Regions from separate parts of the Mus musculus genome. Here region 1 is linked to region 2. The links are chromatin loops, found by intact Hi-C in ENCODE. Cell type or tissue: left cerebral cortex. All regions are shown on one strand. Each heading gives the region's core, and the rest is flanking DNA. Links, peaks and the distances in the headings are about the cores only.

Region 1 (2,918 bases), core at 87-2,586, 350 kb after region 2:
CACACACACACTCCTCCCTACCACTGAGTTGAGTTTGTGTATATACTTTGGAATTGTGCTGAAGGGCAAAATTACTTTACCTAAGATGTACAACTGAAGTGAACCATCTTATTGAGTTAAATTAATAAACAACTTATGTCACCAGTTATGGCAAATAGTAAGTTTACTTGATATGTTCCAACAAAAGGAGTTTAAATAAAATCATGCAGTACTCGATGTGGTGGATGACAAGCTACATTCAGGTGTGTGGTCTTTTTTTTAGGTTCCTCTTTCCACACCCCTGCTGTCACCCAGCACGCGCCCTATTTTAAAGGTACTGCTGTTGTCAATGGAGAGTTCAAAGAGCTGAGTCTCGACGACTTTAAGGGAAAATACTTGGTGCTTTTCTTCTACCCTTTGGATTTGTAAGTTTGATTTTATAATATTTTCATGTCCCTCTGAGAGCTGGTATTGATCTCTAACCCACGCTGAAATTCCTCTTTTAGTGGAGAGAAAGATTCTTTTTAATTTTTGTTCACTGTCCTTGGCCATCTGTACCTCATATAACCATAGTGGGAGGAAACATCCTTCCTTTTTTTTTTTTTCCCCCATTCGTTTGTTTGTTTGTTTGTTTGTTTGTTTTTGAGACAAGGTTTCTCTGTCTAGCCCTGGCTGTCCTGGAACTCACTCTGTAGACCAGGCTGGCCTCGAACTCAGAAATCCGCTTGCCTCTGCCTCCCAAGTGCTGGGATTAAAGGCATGTGCCAGCACTGCCCAGCCCTTTTAATGGAGGAGTTTTAGTATGGTTCTGTCAGTTTTTCTGGTTGTACTGGGGATCAAACCCTGGGCCCTGTGAATACTAGGCAAGCACTCTTACTGGATTATACTATCAGCCTTTAATACAGTTCTGTCTCACATACTTTTGATAAATGGTTCCCTAAGCCAGTCTAAACTTTACAACAGTCTGGGTAGAAGTAATATAGGAAATTATTATTATTATTATTATTATTATTATTATTATTATTATTATTATTATTATTATTTTGTGGCTGGAGAGAGACGATGGCTCAGAAATTAAAAGCACTGGCTGCTCTTCCAGAGGTCCTGAGTTCAATTTCCATAGTGGCTTACAACCATCTGTATCAGGATCTGATGCCCTCTTCTGGTGTATTTGAAGACAGCAACAGTGTAACTCATACATTAAAAAAATAAAATGAATTTTTCATAAAGTTACTTTATTTAAAAGTACAGGTTTTCTTTTAACTCTTTAAACATGCCTCACAATCCCATTCATTCATTCATTTGTTTACCTGAGGCAAGATTTTCTCTACAGATGTTTTGGAACTCACTGTAGACTAGGCTGGCCTTGAACTGAGAGAGATCAGCTTGTCTCTGCCTCCTCAGTGCTTGGATTAAAAGTAGACGCCACCATGCCCAAAACGAAGCTTGCTTTTTCCCTTTTTTTTTTTTGGGGGGGGGGGGTCATGGTCTCCATATGTAGACCGGGCTGGTCTGAACTCACAGAGATCCTCCTGCCTCTACCATCAGAGTTCTGGGATTAAAGGTTTATGCTATCACACCTAGCATACCCAGCCGATTTCATGTCTTTCACCCCTAAGCAAATCAATTTAGTTTTAGACTTCTAACTGTTGTAAGTTTTTGCTTTTTTATGATCTAATGAAACTTTCTCTTTTTTCCCCCCAAGCACATTTGTGTGTCCTACAGAAATTGTTGCTTTCAGTGACAAAGCCAATGAATTTCATGATGTAAACTGTGAAGTAGTTGCAGTTTCAGTGGATTCCCACTTCAGTCATCTTGCCTGGATCAACACACCAAGAAAGGTAGGTTGGGTGACAGTCACCTTTCCTTGGTCTTATTTTATTCTTTGGTGTCACTTCTACTTCACAAATAATACTGACCACACAATAAAAACATTGTATATATTTATGGGATACAATGTGATGTTTTGATACATGTGTGCATTGTCTATGGATCAAATCAAGCTATTCAGTACTCTTTCTTGAATCATTTTTTTGTGATGATGACATTCAAAATCCTTTTTAGCTTTGTGGGAGTGTCTCTTGCTCATTCCCCAGCAACTTCTGCCCCCCTGCACTAACAAGAGAGATTTAATACAAAGTCTAAAGGTTGTCAAAACATAAGACAGTCTGAAGGGAACATTTGTCTACCTGCCTTCCCTCCTTTCTTCCTTTCAAAAACAGAATCTCAAGTATTCCAGGCTCAAGGTTAGGGTGTATTAGCTCAGATGACTTCTGATCCTCCAGCCTCCACCTTCTAGAACCTGGCTTATGCCTTGCTGGGGATCAAATGCTGTACCTGTACCAGGTGAGCCATATCCTCCTGAAGTAGGTTCTTTGTAGATCCTCTCCTGTCAGCAGTTTGTAAGCTATGGTAGTAACAACTCCCTGGATGTTGTTTGTATCTTTACTGCTCATTCCATGCATATCTTCCAAGTAATGGAGACAGGCTTAGTGGGACAAGTGATGTGGCTGTCATCTTCTTTTACCTCCTCTTGGGCCTACACTTTGAACCCTTAATAGTTGGCTGTACTATTTTTGATGTCTACAAATCTGCTAGGGAAGAAAAAATTCAAAATTTCAGTAGGTATGTTTCAGGACTAACAATGGTGACTTGAATAATTTACTTTCTTCATTTTTATATTTGAGAATTTAGTTTTCATTTCAACAGTTGCTTTAACAATTGGAAAAGACGGCAGAGTATGCTCACAGCTTTTACCTAGCATGCAAGAAGCCTTGGGTTCAGTCTCCAGTACCGTATACACTGGATGGGTTAGCATAGCCTATGATCCCAGCATTCCAGAAGTTGCAGCAGGAAGATAGAAGTTCAAGATCATCATTGGCTATATAAAAAGTTAGAGGCTAGTCTGGCTACATGAGACAGACCCTGCCTCAAAAGAT
Region 2 (2,876 bases), core at 1-2,500:
AGGCAGGGGGATGGCCACTGTGAACTCTGCCCTGCCCTGCCCTGCCCTCTCCCTCAGGTTCGAGGTGACGCGCCGACTCTTCCCGCCCATCCCAGGGATCAGGGACAAGGTGTCCGACGACGTGCGAGTGAACCCTGAGGTCAAAAGTCACAAGCGCTCGTGGTGGGGGTGGGGCGCGAGGCTTGTCCCCTGTAACCCAAGGCGTGACCTCTGACCCCCGTCCACCCCCCCCCCCCAGACCCTCAGGAAGGACCTCCTGCAGCCCTAGACGTCCCGCCCCCAACGTGACTGACAGGAAGGACTTAAACTTCATGACATCAACTGATGTCATGAAGCGATGCTGATAGACGTCATCGTGACCGCTCCCCACCCCCACGTCTGGTGTGACTGGACCCCTGTTGCCCTGTTCATCAATCACCAAAGTGGGCGTGTCCAGTCTCATCCTGTCAATCACCCTGGAAGGGCATGTTTAACGACATTGATGTCACCGTGATATCACAGTCCAACCAAATCCTCCTCTATAGCCCCGCCCACCCCGACAGGAAGCACAGGTGACTGGGAAGCCTGCCACTGTCAATCAAGGCCGCCCATCCCAAAAAAATCAGTACTCGTGGCCATCCTCCTGCCTCAGTTCCAGGGATGGCAGGGACAGCGTGCATATCCCCACCGTAATAGTTTGCTCAGTTCTTAACAAACCCTAACCCTTAATATTTTACCTTAACAGCCAGCACACACACACACACACACACACACACACACACACACACAGACACAAACTGTCATAAAATCCAACGTGCCTTCATGATCAAAGTTCGATAGTCAGTAGTACTAGAAGAATCATATGTCTGTAAAATAAAAGCCAGAACATTTTCTGCTTTTGTTTTCTTTTGCCCCAGATAGGGTTTCTCTTGGTGTAGCCCCGGCATCCCTGCCTGGAACTTTCAGTGTAGGCCTGGGTAGCCTCAAACTCACAGAGGTCCTCTCTGCCTGCCTGCCTGCCTCTGCCACCCACACAGCCCGGCCGAAGCTAGGATCTTTTTTTCTTATTATTACTTATTTATTATTACTATTAGTTTTCAATGTAAATGTGTGTGTGTGTGTGCGTGCTCTATCTGCTGCCTTATATGACTGCATGCCAGAAGAGGGCACCAGAACCTAGGAGAAGCTACCATGCAGGTCCTGAGAATTAAAAAAAATAAAAGAAAAGAAAAAAGGAAATTCTAATTACATAGAAGGTAGATATCTGCCCAGCTGTCAGAGTGCTGTTTAAGGCTTACTGTAAATAATAAAAATTGTGTGTCTCTTATCCAAAAACAGAAGGGAGGTAGTGCACCTGCATGTCTGTTGTCTGCATGTCTACTTCCTTGTTCTGTCACTCGGTTGCACATTGACCTCACAAAGATGAAAGGCGACAGACATGTGGATGGCAGCCATCTTGTCCTCTGACTAATCTCCCTCATCAAGATGGAGGTGGCTGGCTGTCCTGAGACGTATTGTTCCAGGTCACTTCTGTTTCTCCCCCTTCTTTTCCAGCTACTAGTGGAACAGAACTTAACTGAATCAAAAAAAAAAAAAAAAAACCAAAAAACTGAGCACATAGACAGTACCATTTACCATAAATAAAACAAAAGCAAAATCCATCAAAGTCCATAGTTCTGAGAAGGTCCCTAAATATACTGAAAGACTCCGAGAGGAGCCCCTCGCTCAGTCCTTGGGACAATATCGGACACCCAAGAACTCACGAGAGACCAAGCTTGATGCAAACCACATGAGGCTTTATTTGGGGAAAGCCAGAGCTCTGGGGACGACTCATATCCCACGCAGGGGTAGAGGAGTCAACCTCAAGGGGAAAGAGGTCCCAGTTTTTATAGGCCCTCAGGGGGGAAAGGAGTAGGGGGTTGTAGGGGATTTCCAGATCTAAACAATGTCTATTCTCAAGAAATGGGTATGGGAGGGGTACAAGGAAAGAGTCTGGTGCAGGTGTAGCAACTCCGGATTGACCTGGCTGTGGTTGCTGGGGAGATTCTCTGACTCTTTCCCAGCAGCCAATATCACAAACACCTGGCAATGGGCTTCATCAGTGGGCACACACATGGGTTCAAGGAACGGTCAAAAACATTGGCAGACACACGGGTTCAAGGAGTGGCCAGAGCATTGTGCACCTCTATTTTTCTAAGTCAGTGAAGCTAGTTCTGCTAGCAATGAAATCTATCTTGCCAATTTCAGGGTTTCTGTGACCTTTTATATTCTGTCAGGATCTTTCAGTACTAACCAGGATTTTTGGCTATTGTACTTCTGCTTCTGGCTAACTGTTCTTACCATTTGAAGTATGTCAACCTAGAATATGGCTTTGGTATTTAAAACTCACCCTGAGGGCTAGAGAGATGGCTCAGCGGTTAAGAGCACTGACTGCTCTTCCAGACTTCCTGAGTTCAATTCCCAGCAACCACATGGTGGCTCACAACCATCTGTAATAAGATCTGATGCCCTCTTCTGGTGTGTCTGAAGACAGCTACAGTGTATTCACATAAATAAAATTAATAAATAAATCTTTTTAAAAAAACTCACCCTGAGAAAGGTTTGGTGCAACCCTGGGATCCCTAACACCAAGCACTACTGCCTGCTGGCTAATAGAGATATTCTATTGGTTTAAACCCATGTCCTAGGAGTCCTCTCTCATGGACATCCCCATAACACTGCTGCCTGTAATGCTGTGGATTTCTCCTGTTTTAGTTATTTAACTGGCAGAGAAAATGAATACAATCTAGACCCTAGACCCAAACCATAGTCTTTTGTACAAGGCTAAGTGCAAATGTTCATTTGAGGGGTGTATGTTCTCATGGGAAGCCATACTTTAAAATCCCTGATATCATGAA

The links. A loop is a pair of places that touch in the nucleus more often than their neighbours do. Peaks named below come from ENCODE experiments on the same cell type or tissue, not always from the same donor. Only the 100,000 strongest peaks of a DNase experiment are listed, where the experiment ranks them.
Region 1: a loop joins it to region 2, with 2.2 times the contacts of the local background. A loop is called at or near these places in 2 of 42 quality-filtered maps.

What each region holds. Positions count from the first base shown.
Region 1 is chr19:60,868,906-60,871,823 of GRCm38, reverse strand. Prdx3 (peroxiredoxin 3) reads left to right here. Exons shown (of 7, transcript NM_007452.2): 3 at 263-404; 4 at 1,685-1,820. Among named protein-coding and RNA genes, the nearest start is that of Prdx3, 4.2 kb to the left of the region's middle. In left cerebral cortex, for the core only: a CTCF peak has its summit at 1,147 (motif pointing left); no DNase peak of the experiment used is centred there.
Region 2 is chr19:61,222,396-61,225,271 of GRCm38, reverse strand. Csf2ra (colony stimulating factor 2 receptor, alpha, low-affinity (granulocyte-macrophage)) reads left to right here. Exons shown (of 12, transcript NM_009970.2): 11 at 58-139; 12 at 239-870. The coding sequence ends at 268. Among named protein-coding and RNA genes, the nearest start is that of Csf2ra, 4.6 kb to the left of the region's middle. In left cerebral cortex, for the core only: no CTCF peak of the experiment used is centred there; DNase peaks (open chromatin) are centred at 359, 435 and 1,122; H3K4me3 peaks cover 97 bases.